2 separate regions of the Mus musculus genome follow, and region 2 is linked to region 1. Evidence: chromatin contacts called from ENCODE Hi-C or POLR2A ChIA-PET data. All regions are on one chromosome and are shown on one strand. Each heading gives the region's core, a stretch centred on a gene start or an enhancer-like site at or near the end of the contact. The rest is flanking DNA. Distances are from core to core; before and after follow the strand shown.

What was found. A loop is a pair of places that touch in the nucleus more often than their neighbours do. ChIA-PET counts read pairs that join two places held with the same protein, here RNA polymerase II (POLR2A).
Region 2: a loop to region 1 is called in a map of left cerebral cortex, with 2.4 times the contacts of the local background. The contact joins the enhancer-like site here to the promoter of Cyp20a1 in region 1. A Hi-C loop is called at or near these places in 1 of 37 maps with a recorded cell type or tissue (left cerebral cortex). POLR2A ChIA-PET finds 5 or more read pairs at or near these places in 1 of 5 experiments (Patski).

The regions. Positions count from the first base shown.
Region 1 is chr1:60,340,165-60,347,302 of GRCm38, forward strand. It overlaps Cyp20a1 (cytochrome P450, family 20, subfamily a, polypeptide 1), which reads left to right and starts at 3,136. Exons shown (of 13, transcript NM_030013.3): 1 at 3,136-3,293. The coding sequence starts at 3,222.
Region 2 is chr1:60,660,433-60,667,230 of GRCm38, forward strand. No RefSeq gene overlaps it. Among named protein-coding and RNA genes, the nearest start is that of Gm38388, 64 kb to the left of the region's middle. Within about 2 kb of position 2,081, at least 2 of the 3 ENCODE cell types and tissues checked have a DNase peak (open chromatin) inside an H3K27ac peak, as active enhancers do.

The DNA of each region.
Region 1 (7,138 bases), core at 1,886-4,385:
GGTGCCTTGTCTCAAACATACTGCCCCCGTACAGCTCATCAAACCTATTTCTTGGCTCTGAGCCTCCATCAGCCCCAACTGGATGTGCTAATATCTCATTGAATCCCTGTCTTCACATCTATATCAGTTCTCTCTGCTGCTGCTTCCAGAAAGACTTTTGTTTTCTTTGTAGTCATTCTGTAACCTATACATACACATTTATTGTATGAAATAATGGATGACTTAATAGTAGCAACAAAGATTGGAATAAAAGGGCCATTAAAATCAATCTCAATGGCACACACCTTTAAACTATCCTCTTGGAATGCAGAGACAGGCAGGTGGATCTCTGAGAGTTCTAGGTCAGCCAGGATGCCAAAGTGAAACCCGGTTTTCAAAAAACGGTTGTTGGGGTGCCGGAGAGAGAGCTTAGCAGGGTAAGAGTACTTGTGATACAAGTCTGATGTCTTGAGTTCAGCCCCCAGAACTCATGGTGGAAGGAGAGAACTGATTCTTAAAAACCGTCCTTTGATCTCTGCATGTTCACCATTCTTGTGTGCACATGTACACTCTCACACATCACACACAAACACACACAGACACACACAACTGGAGTAAAAGGACCTATGATTGCCAATGGCCAGCTATCAAGAGAAGTCCTAGTTGGTAAATTGTAACCAAGGAATCCAACAAAGCTTGTGAGTTTATTGTTATTCAACAAATTCTGGCACTGTGTAAATAAAGATATAGACTTGTCCATATGTGTTTCTGATTCTGACATGCTTACAATATGAATTACATTTAAATTATATTTTTGTAAAAGAAGCAACACTTTCTTTTCCTTTTTTTTTTTTAAAGATTTATTTTATTTTATTATATGTGAGTACGTTGTAGCTGTCTTAAGTCACTCCAGAAGAGGGCGTCAGATCTTGTTAGGGATGGTTGTGAGCCACCATGTGGTTGCTGGGATTTGAGCTCAAGACCTAAGAAGAGCAGTCTGTGCTCTTAACCTCTGAGCCATCTCACCAGCCCCGAAGCAACACTTTGTAATATGTGAATATTTACAGTGTCAAAAGTTTAACCTGTTGAAGTCAAGACAAAAATTTTGGGTATTAAATATAAAAACATGTGAATGTACACTATATATAGTTATTAAATTACTTTTAAAGTTTAAAGAAAGAAGAGGTAGATTGGTTGCTGTCTATTTGTCTCTGGTGTTCTGTGGAGCTAGGAAAGAAGAAGTCCCAGAACCAAGGCTAAGCAAGGCTCCGCTGCTGATCTACACTTATCCTCATGTCTAGTTTTAGACTCCATTTCTGAAACACTGGGGCCTGCCTCTGTGGGTACTGAAAAGTCCAGAGGGTGCCAGGCTGAGAGCTAACTTAGGACTAAAAAACCCAGGTTGGGGGGTGGGGGTGGGGGGGGGGACTCAGTGCTGGAGCAGTACCAGGCAGGTACCAGGCATGATTTTGATTTGGGACTGGGAAGGTTGAGGACCAGATACCTTGAGAAAGTGGTACCTAAAGTTATATAGCTATGGTGCTGGAGAGATGGCTCAGTGGTTAAGAGCACTAAACTAGCTGCTCTTCCTGCAGTCCAGAGTTCAATTCCCAGCAACCACATGGTGGCTCACAACCATCTGTAATGAAATCTGACGGCTTCTTCTGACATGCAGGTGTACATGCAAATAAAGCACTCATATACATAGAATAAGTAAATCATTAATGTTATGTAGCTACACTGTATATTTCAAATTTTTATCTGCTGTTGATGTGGGCCATCATTTTGATGAGAAATGTCTTTAAAACCGATTTAAAAAACAAACCCTTGAAACACTCAGGGCAGTTTGAAATACATTCAGAGTTAAAAGCACAGCTCTTGCTGTGTGAGGTGGCCCATGCCTAAAATTTTAGCGACTTGTAAACTAAGACAAAATCAAACGTTTGAGGCCAACTTGAGCAATGTAGACAGCTTTGTCCCAAGACAGGAAAAAATGTGATTTCCAATCGACGAAATCTTGAGTGGAAGTATTGTTACAGCTTCAAAAAGATATGGCATGTTTTCAGTGAGGTATGATTCCTTCTTAAGCAGTAGTCATTACAGGAGCTCTAACTGCAATTCCAAATGACATGCCAAACGGTATCAAGAAAATTTGATATTCAAGCTATAAAATCTATAAATTGTTTTAGGATGCTTTCACTAAATGTAGTGCCAATAAGTATCAGGCTTTACCTTATACTAACCCATGTTAAAATTTCTGAGTTGGATAGAACAGAAGGATCTCAAATTACAGTAATGCTCTGACCAAGCAATGTTTGAAAAACATAAGCACACAACATTGCTTTGCCAGTGCTCAGTGCTTCCTAGAACGCCCAATAGTACCCTCCACTGGCTACTCTATATGGTATTATTTTGAATGAATTGATTTTGATTTAATGAGGCAGGAGCTCAGGTAACCTAGGAATTGGTTATGTAGTTGGAAATGACTAAACACTTGATTTTCTTGCCTCCACCTTCTGACGCTGGGATTACAAATGTGTGCCAACCAGCCAGGTTTATGTGGTGCTGGGGACTGAAGCCAGAACTTTGTACTAGAAAAGCAATCTACCTCCCCAGCCTCTGGTTTTCAGTTTTCCATAGAAGAAAATGGAGCTTGCTAAATTCAAGGAATTTATTGCAAATTATCAGTAACAGAAATCCTACCCACTGTCTGCCACCGTGGCCAGAAATCCTACCCAATGTCTGCTACCGTGGCTAACGCCTTTAATTCCAGCACCAGGAAGGCATCTATTAGTCAGAGGCCAGCCTGGTCTACATAGTTCCAATCTAGACAGGGATACATAGTCAGATCCTGTCAAAACACAGAAACCAGCCACGTTCACTGGAGCGCTTTTGAGCAATAAGGAGCATCTAACGGTGCCTAGCTCTTCAGCCATGCATGCAGGTGTCCAGGTGAGACTGGCTTCGGTTGTGAGTCCTACTTAAATGTACTTAAGTCTACTTTGTGCAAGCGGACTGGTGTCGCACGCAGCTTGATTCTAGCCAGGCCAGGGTGGGACCCGGGCCTGGAGGTTTCCTTGTGGCCTGTGAGTCGCCAGCAGACCAAGGGTGACGCCCAGCACGGGCGTGGCGGGGCGACCGCGGCTCCTATTCGCCGACCGCCTGAGGCCACCTCCCTCCCCAGCTGCGGGCGCCACCACGGAGCTCACGGCCGAGGACCGCGCGGGCGGGCGAGAGGAAGCATGCTGGACTTCGCCATCTTCGCCGTGACGTTCCTGCTGGCGCTGGTGGGAGCGGTGCTGTACCTCTACCCGGTAACTCCCAACTCGGGTTTCGGGGGTGCGCCTGCGCCGCGAGGACCTGGGCGGGCGGTCGGCCGGGAGCGCTTGCGGAAGAGCCACGTGGCTCCGCCCCGGCGTGCGTTCCCCGTGCGCATGAGTGCTGTGGTCGCTGAGCTGTGGTCCTGGGCGGGTCCCTCATTCTCCCTGTCCCGGACGGGTTTTGGGAGGTGGCGATCAATTCATTACCTTGGGTGACTTTGGAGACATTGACTTCTTCGAGCCCCAATCCCATTTGCTTCTACATCAGGGGAGAAACTCCTTCCATCTTTTCCTAGCATCCCCCTGCATATGCCCCGGCACCGTTGTTGGAATGGGCGAGCTGAGCTCCCCAACCCAAACTTTGTCCACCTGTCCTTTTCAGAGGGGAACCTCTCAAAACTCCGGAGTTACTGTTAAGGAACTTCCTTAAAGTGTATTGTATAAAGCTGGGCGTTGCATACATCTGTAATCCCAGCCCGGGGTGAGGAGGATGGGGTGGGAGCTCAAAGCTCACCCTGGACTACATCAAACCCTGTCTTTAAAAGAATATGTATGTACAAAGTGTGGTGGATTTATGGAAAAGTGGAAAGGTAGTGAACAGCCCCGGGTAGATGAATGGTGATGGAGATGCCCCTTAGAAGTGTCCTGTTCTGAGTTAGTGGTTGATTAGACTAATATAGAAACCACATACCTGAACTCCTGAGAAACAAAACACTGATATGAAGAAGTTGAGAGCTCAGGCCTTTCAAGAATAAGAGGACTGTGTCCTAGCCAACTGGAGCGAATGTAAAACCAGACCGGGAAGACAGATGGGTGTAAATGGCTGAAAAGCTATTCAAAGGACTTTTAAGTCTGCGTTCTACTGGAGGATTTCAATGGATAAGTGGCTATTTTAGTTTAAAGGAAAACTGGGAATGCTGTGTTGGGCCTGTAATCATAGCACTTGGATGGTGGAGGCAGGAGAGTTCAAGGGTTTCTTCCAAAATGGACCTGAGTTCTAGGCCAGTCTGGATCACATGAGCCCTTGTCTTAAATTTTAAAATTTGTATACTAGAAAAAAAATTAAAAATATATGTGGCAAAAAAATGTCTTCAATTCATTCCTTTTAAAAAATGCAAATCTTGGAATCAAGGGATTTTCAGCTTTAAAGGAGAACTTTAATTTGCAGGCTGGCCGTGTCTAATTCCCAGACACTCTGGGAGCTCTGGTGGGAGGATTGTAAGCTTGAAGCCATCTTGGGCAATGAATGTTGTGAGACCCCACTTCAGAACAATCCTAATATTATTAGTAAAGTTTTCTGATAGTCGTCCCGCTACTGTGTTAAGAACGGACTGTAATTATGGGGCTGAGGCAAGGGTGGGGTTAGAGAGAGTAGGCGGAAAGATAACTGCTGTCATTTTGGTGAGAGATGGTGTGTGCTTGAACCCCAGTGTCATAGCACATGGTGAGAAATACAACATTGTTAAGATAAAGCCAGTGAGACGGGATATAAAACTCGAGGCTGAAAGAAGCTGGAAGAAAAACACTTCTGGGGGTGGAGATGGGGACTGGCAGATAGAAGAATGGATTTCCCCATGGAATGTGAAGATTTTGTTTAGTTTGTATCTTGGTGGGAAATTAATGAGGTTTCATAGAGATCAGAAGTTTGGGGTTACGTGAGCCAGGTTTAAGATGCCTGTTTGACATCAAGTGAGACAAAATCAAGTACAAAAGTCTTGAGGTTTAAGGTTAAAAAACCAGACTGGAACAGTTTGGGAACTGCCAGTGTATATATTGTATCGAAGCTAGGAAGTTTGTTCCAGTCTCCTAGAAAATTTAGATGTAGGAAAGAAGAGGTCCAAGGACTAAGCCCAGAATTCTCCATATTAGATAGAGGCTGAAGAGAGGAGTTGGGGTAAGGGAGGGGAGGACCGTAAAGACCCCTGGGGAGGAGCAGTCGGACCCGACAAAGGCAAAGAGTCATCCATTGAGTCAAGTGTGGCAAAATATGCCAAGGAAGCTCAGGCTGGAGAATTCAGGAGTATTGATAATCCAAGATGAGCGGCTCCTCAGTGGGATGATGAGGTGATGGCCGAGCTGGAGTGTACCGCAAGGTCCTAAGGATGCAGAATTCTGTAGAGTTTTGCCCTACTCCCTAACAATTCATTCAGCCCTTAGAGTGGTTCGTATCCCCAATGCGACTGATGAAAAACCTAGGTTTTCATTTATCAATTGGAGATAGGGTTTGGGTTAGGGAAGGGAGTTTGTGTCCACTTCTCTCAGCACTGGAACCCATCTGATGCTGGCCATGGCCAAACGACCTTCTGTGAGTCGTTTGTGCATTGGCCCTGCTATGTTTAGAAAGCCTTGTGTCTCTGGTTTCCTTCAGACCCTTTGGCACTTAAAATCTTTCCATTTCCTCTTCTGAAAAGTTCACTGAACCTGAGGGGAGTGATTTGATGGGGACATCCTGTTTAGGATGAAGTATTCCAGGATCTCTCACTCTCTGCATTGTCTGGCTGTGGCTCTGTGTATTTGTTCCCATCTGCTGCAGGAGAAAGCATCTCTGATGATGGCTGGGCAAGGCACTGATCAGTGTGTATAACAGAATGTTGTTACTCATTTCATTGTTTTGTTCCTTGAGCAGAACAGGAGTTTTTTGGCTTTCTCAGGCACCCAGACCTGCTTAGTCTCAGGTTTTTGTCCAGTGTCAGGAATGGGTTCCATTTCATGGCATGGGCCTTAAATTCAAATCTTGCAAGCCAGTCATCATTGTAGATCAAAGGGATTGTAGCTGGATTGGTGTTTATCTTTCTCTTTGGCAGCAGGCAGAGCTCCTTCCAGTACGCTGAACACTAGGTCGGTGGGGGTGAAGGTTCCAGGTGGGCACCAGCTTGACTTCTCTGTGTTCAATGAGTATGTATGTGTTGTCTTTTGCAAGAAGGTTTTACCATTAGTTGTGTCAAGAAACCAGTAGCCTGGGCTGTTTGGGGTCTCACATGGAACCCTTTTGGTCAACAAGTCAAGTAGATGTAACCCATTCTGGTACTGGAAGCTTCATTTGGTGACGAGAGATGGCAAGCTAGAATGCTGCCTCCTCTGTTACTTTGAGATTTGTTTTAAATTACTTTCCTATATGTATGTATTTTAGGATGCTTTTAGTACTGATTTAGGTTTCCATATGACACCTCAAATGACCCTTAATTTTAGCTGTTTCTCCTCCTAGTCCCTCCCTTGGCGCCTTTCTCTTCCCCCTCCCTGTTTGATCCTCCTATTGCAGTCTCCCCCACCCATCCATAACTATCTATTCTATTTCCCCTTCCTAGAGAGAGCCCTCCCTCCCCCCTAGTCCCTTACTCTGTACCTAACCTCTTTGGGTCAAAGGATTGTAGCTTGCTTATTGAAAATGTAACAGTTAACATCAACATATAAGAAAATTCATACCATATTTGTCTTTCTGGGTCTGGGTTACCTTACTCAGGACAATTTTTTTTTCTAGTTTCATCCATTTAATACCTATGAATTTCATGATTTCAAACTCTCTCTCTCTCTCTCTCTCTCTCTCTCTCTCTTTTTTACTTTTATAAGCACATATACAACATATAGGCCCAAATGCTTTTAATGAATGAAATTTTCGAAACTTACAAGGAAGTAAACATCAAAGAATATAAACTTTCCTTTCTAAAGAATAGGGCACACTTTCTAATTAGGTGTATATAATCAGCAAAGTATTAATTCAAAGGGTTGAAGAGATGGCTCAGTCATTAAGAGCATTTACAGTTCTTGCTGAGAACATGAGTTTGTTTTGCTGCACCCATGTTAAGTGATTCATAACTTCTCATAACTATAGTTCTTGACTA
Region 2 (6,798 bases), core at 831-3,330, 320 kb after region 1:
GTTTTTAATTTTCAAAACTAACCTTCCTCAAATCAATATTTATTGAATTTTACATTACGGTATTTTTATTTTGTTTTGCTTAGTTTTTTGAGACATGGTTTCTCTGTGTAGCCCTGGCTGTCCTGGAACTCACTTTGTAGACCAGGCTGGCCTCAAACTCAGAGATCTGCTTGCCTCTGCCTCCTGAGTCCTGGGATTAAAGGCCTGTGCCACCACACCAGGCACATTACAGTATTTTTGCTATACATATTAATGTTTTACTCATATACTTGAAAATCTTTCTTATTTAAACAATAAAATTACTATAAGTGGTTTGGGGCAGATGAAGTAATAAAGACAGTTGTTTAAGTAATTGATTTCTCATGCAGTATTCAGACGTCCTCTAGTAAAGATTTAGCTGGGACCGTGGGAAAGGCGCCTTGGTCCTGCCACACCTCCTCTAGCAGGTCCTTACTGTGAGTTCTTGTTCTACGGCACTATACACAGCTGGCTTTCAATCTTGATCATGTCTACTCTGTTTTCATGATAATGATAATGTAGTGCTAGTTTTGTGAGGTCCGTAACGATCATCTCCTATTCACTACTTGGCAGTAAATTAACAGTGGAGGCAAATGATCAAAGACCCTTCAGCACAGAATCTTTTCTCTGACCATAGGATTCCTGTCCACATTGTCTGTATTTAAGGGCAGACTTGTGTTTCATTCTTTCCAAACCACGAGACAATTTGTTGCTCTACCACATTATTCCCTATGTAACTGTAAAGGAGATGGTAAAGCCTTGTAAAGCAGAGGTTGCCTGAAAGTTTAGGTAGACAAACTCCATTTGGAGCCTGTGCCATCTGTTCCCATGCCTGCCCAGGTGTCACCCTTGCTGATCAGAGGCAGGCCTTGTATGCACCAGGAAAACATTATCAAGATGCTACATCCCCAGCCCAGCCTTTCCTATTCTCTCTCTCCCTCTCTCTCTTCCTCTCTCTCTCCCTCCCTCTCTCTCTCTCTCTCTCTGTCTGTCTCTCTCTCCCTCCCTCCTAAGTCTTCAGATGCCCACAACTAATATTATCAAAAGGACAATGAGGCTGTGACATCATGAGTTGGGATACTTAGTGTAACCCTGACTCAAAAGCTAATACAAAGACAACATGCGCGCGCACACACACACACACACACACACACACACACACACACGACAAAATCAAATAGTTGAGATGTAAAATGGAGAAAGATGGACATTTAATCCAATGTGACATTTTTCTAGAATTAGCTAAACAAGTATTATTTATTTATTTATTTAAAAACCAGTGAGATAGTGAATATATGAAGAGCAAAAGGCAGAAAGTAGCCGGTCAGCTTCACAGTGCTGAGCCGACCTCATCTGTGGACACTTTGTGTCTCTCCTTTAAAGGAGGATGCGGAGAAATGGCAGAGCTCCAGAAAAAGAGAAAAAAAATATAATTAAAGCATAGAAAAGAAGGGTTATGAGGAAAGGTCAAAGAGCAGTAAGGCTATTTATTTAGAGAAAAAAGGTCCAACTGATTTGGAGGGTTTCTTTAAGACAGACATTAGTTCTTTCCTGTCTCCACAAATACCAGTGACAAGAAGCTCCCAGTGCTGTGAGGATGTTTTGGCTGTGAGAATTGTTCAGAAGGTCGTTCTCAAGGCTCACACTGATAACCAAAAGAGAGAAAGCACTAATGTAAGGCTGCTAATTAATTAATGTGCAGCTGCTTGTTCACATTTACCTGCCAGGAGTGAGCGGAAGTAGTTATCTTCTTACTGTTTATTTAGTTGTTTACTAGTTAAGAGTAAAAATTAACAAATAAGTTAGTTAGAATGTGTAAGTGCAAATTAGGATCTTTCAGAACTCCCGGAGATGAGGCTTAAGTTAGTTGGGTTTTGGCTAATCTGTTGGACAGCACTCTCTCGGACAGCAGCTACACTCGGTTGTGACTTCCAGGAGAAGGCTGATGAACGACAGCTCTGTGAGATTGCACAGTGAGGCTGTGGGGATCTGAGCCCTCAGGGCTCCTAGTCTTTTGGTTTGACTCTTTGGCTATGGGAAAAGAAGGTGGGGCCACACAGAGATCATGAGGAACCCTAGCCAGGATGGGCGGTGTCCACGCCTAGGGAGAGAGGGACATCTGCTTCTGTAAATAGTGTGCTCTGTCAATGTCAATGCTTACTGACATTTTACATTCTCCCGAGGGTGTGCTGGTGGCTGACTGTAGTTGGGGTGCTTCCTCTGTTGTTAAGTGAAGGCACACTCTGTGCAAGGAGTTAAACCAGACTCAAAGGACTTCATCTGTCACATTCCTCTTTCCTTTCTCTTATCCTCTCTGTTATCATTACCTCTCTGTTAATTTTCAACTACATTAGGAATACGGAAGTGTCTTGGGATTTTTCCACGTTGGCATATGCAGCTAGCTCACTTCCTTAAAACAACAACAACCACAACCACAACCACAACCACCACCACCACCACAACTACAACGTTATTGCTTTTTAAATTCCTTGGTACATATATATTGTTGTTTTGTAGAATTTATCAATATTTAAGATTGCTGATGATAGCAGAATTCAGAAGAATAGTTAGCCCTAAAGGGGCAACATGGAATCTTCTGGGATGCTGAGATACTAATCTATATCATGCTCTAAGAAATAGTTTATCTTAAACTCTGAGAAGTGATTTTCTGGTAGTATGCACATATTTAAGTCTTGTTTGTGGGCTGGAAAGATGGCTCAGTAAGTAAAGATGCTTGTTGCCCGCTCAGTGACCTGGACCTAGGACCCACATGATAGGAGGAGAGAACGGACTCCTACAAGTTGTCCTCTGACCTCCATACATATGTGGTGGCATACGCTTATATGTGTGTGCATGCACATACACACATCACAATATTTAATAAAATATAATTAAAAACTCTTGTGTATTCTACATACTTTATTAGATGTAAATTATACCTTAATGTAAAACTTTAAGAAAAATGTTAAAATCTTTTTAAGTTTAATGTAGTATATTTAATTATATTTCCAAGAAATAGGGCAAGAAATACAGCAAAAAGACTAAGGGAAGAAAGTAGGTAACATTAATTTTAAGCACCTCTTATTTGATAAGCATATGATATAATTTCTTCATAAAGTGGATATGCTTACTTCATTTTTGTTTGTGAGGAGACAGACACCACAGGATAAGTAAATTCCTTGCTTATGAGTGCATAAATGCATGTGCACACACGTGTATGCACACATATACTCACACATACTCATAGACTCACGTGCATACACACTTACACATATACACTCGTACCTACATACACATTCACACACATACACACACTCACCCATTTGTTGCCCAATATTCGACCATACTGTGAACCCTGAGATTGTGTTATTTACTGGGAAACATGTTTCTGGTTGTGGTGTGGCTCAGCACGCACCTTTAATTCAAGAGCTTTCAATTTATTGTAAAAAGTATTAAATAAAATCAACCATAAGTCAAGAGGCAGAGCAAGCAACCAGTTGACAGGGAGTGAACATAGGAGAAAAACAGAGATTAAGTCAGAGATTAAGACAGATAGAGAGATGCACAGGAAGAAAGGAGGAGGGACACTCAGTCTGAGGGTTTTGGGGATGGCTGGAGAAGGAGAGCTTCCTTTTGGGACATCAGCTGAAGAGGAAGGTCAGCTGGGTGCTTTCTCTGCCTCTCTGAGCTAGCAGGCTCTCACCCCAGCATCTAGCTCCCAAGTCTTCATTAGTAAAATTGAACGATTGAGATTTTGTTAACAACAACAACAACAACAACAACAACAACAACAACAACACACACACACACACACACACACACACACACATACACACCCCTATTCTGTAGTGCTCAGTTCAAGTAGAAAAGAGGCCAGTTCAAGCAGGAGTAAAGCTCAGAGTCTGCGTGGATGCCTACGCTCACATTCTCTAAGGCCACAGATCTCCTCAATAGACAACAATCTACTTGCTTTCCACTTGATTATCTAAGTGTTTAATAAGGTTTAAAAATATGCACTAAAAGTGAGATTCTACCGGAGAAACTTCTAGAATTTTCAAACATTTAACATACACAAAAAGCTGAACTAAACTAAAGAGTCTGAGACCTTTTTAAAATTGGCCTCAGAACAACTAGAAAATTCTATGGCTTTGTAGAAAATGATGAGGTTTTTAATGTTAGAAGTATGTATGAGAACTATGACTATCCTTGTTTTGCAACTCAAATTGGCACAGAGGAGGTTCTGGGACAATTTAGGAATTATACATATCTATACATATTCATTTTGGTTAAAGAGACAGGCCTTTCTCTTTTTTTCTTTCTTTTTTTTCCTTCTTTTTGATATTTCCCCTCAATTCATTAAAAAAATTAAGTTTTCTTTTCTATACTTTCTGGTTTGTTGTTGTTGTTGTTGCTTTTTCGAGACAGGGTTTCTCTGTGTAGCCCTGGCTGTCCTGGAACTCACTCTGTGGACCAGGCTGGCCTTCAACTCAGAAATTTGCCTGCCTCTGCCTTCCAAGTGCTGGGATTAAAGGCATGTGCTACCATGCCTGGCTTTGTTTTTTTTTTTTTTTTGTTTGTTTGTTTTTGTTTTTTCTTAAGATTTATTTTTATTGTGATCTATGTGTATGTGTTTATCAGTTTGAACATATGCTATGTGTGTGCGTGTGTCTGAAGAAGTCAGAGCCCCAACCTGGAGTTATGGCCAGCGTAGGTACTGATACTAAACTCAGGTCCTCAATAACACAAGTAAGTACTGTTAACTGCTGAGCCATCTCTCTAGCAACACTTTAAATTAAAACAGCAGCAGTAACTGCAGAGCCAGTCTTCTCTTTCATCCTCCTGCTATTGATAGTTTTCCTACCTCTTATTACTGAGTCATGTATGTTTTCATCAGAACTGTGCACTTGGTATAGGATATATGTTAGATTAGATTTGCTTACTCACGTTTTAGACACTGATAAATGTTTAGTAATGGCAGGAATGTAGCAAGAACACATGCTCCCAACATAGTCAGTTGACTACCAGAGTGGAGTAATTCTACTCTGAAATGTGATCTGTTCAGAACCACATAGCCTTTAAACCTTCAAGAGCACATGTGTGTCCTCCCTCGAAATGCCAGTAGGCTTAGAATGTCAGCCACGGAAGAGACAGAGCTTTTACACCAGGAAACAGAATGCCAGGGCACTTTATTTCTGTATGTTATTAAGTCTGTACGACCTATTCCTGTAGTTGAAGGAGTGTTGGAGGTCTGATTATAATTCATGCGCAATGGGAAGGCACTCAGGACGCTCTGGTCATCTAGTGTGTTCACTCAGCATCACTGGTAACACGGAAGAAAGGGATAAAAGCCTGCTTCCTCTAGGAGCTAGGGTGCATGGTGGGCATGAGTCCGGGCTAAATGTCTGCCCAAGCTCCTTTGAAAGGCTTCAAAGTTAATAACATCTTATTGCTTGTTGGTTTTAGAGTAGACCCTAATACAAGGCACAGGTCAACATTTTTCTCTGCCAGAATATATTATTTGCCAGCTGGAAGATATGTCTTTAAAAAAACAAGACAAAACATGAAACAAAACAAACAAAAACAACTGCACTGAAGAACAAGTGAGCTAAATCTAATCTCATATCCATAATTTTTAATGCGATGTAATTTTTCTAATGATGATAAATCTACCATTCAAAATTAGTTCCTGATACAAGAGTCACTTTGTTCAAAGGAAGTGAAGGTATTAATACTTCAGTAGAAATGTATTTTGAAATATTCTTTCTGGAAAATGGTTTGTAATATGTATTCCTGAAAGGTGCTTGCTGTTCTCTTCCCCAGACAAGATGGTCATCTTGTTTTTCTCTTTTGAAAATTTAAATAATATAGAAAAATATTAAAAACAAATTTAATCCCGATTTTCCCCGCTAAAGCTAACATTTCAGCAAACATACTTTCTATGTATCTTATGCATGCTACGTGTAAATTTTTGTTTATATATAATACACATATATGTAATTTTAAATGTAGACAATATTATACCTTTTCGTAATTTTGCCTTTTCGCTCAGGCATCTGCAATGGAAACTTTGCTTAATAAATACCAAGTTTTGTTTAACAGCCACAGAAGCAGCCCAATGTGTATATGCAAACTGGGACTTTAATTAATCCTCGGCTAGCAGATATTAAATCGTTTCTATCTTGGTGTTGTGCGAGGCCTGCAGGCCTCTTTTCCTCGGGAGCTCACCCATAAAGTAGAAGGATTGGAGAAATCTGATCCCTGAAACAAAGAGGGAAAAGAGCCATGTTGACCACTGCTGACACTTGGGAGCATAGAAGCGGGTTTTTCAGTAGACTGCTTGAAAGTCTCCACATTTTCAAAATCAATGTAATGGTGTCTTAATTCTGGCAAACATATGCCAGATGTTCTTATGAGCAGAAGAAACTAACTGTGCTGGTAACAGTAATGTAGGCAAGGCTGATTTTTTTTTCAACTATTTGCCAAGATGTGGGAAAAACCCCTTCTTACCCCTATGCCCCCATAACACAACATTTGGGGTACACTTGAACTGCAGCACTCATTTGATTTGATTTTAATGTGTCTTTTCGACTAAACTATTAGCTTTCTGAGGGCAGGGACTGTGATGCAATTTGAAGGATCCTTAGGACTGTTTGTCCTTTAATACCCTGTGGTAGTTTCTCATTTGCTCTGCCCCCTAGTTAGCAGTTACCATCTCCCTCTTTTTCCTTAGTGGTTGAAATATAAGTGTAATATTTGCCCAGGGCATACAAAGTTGGAGTT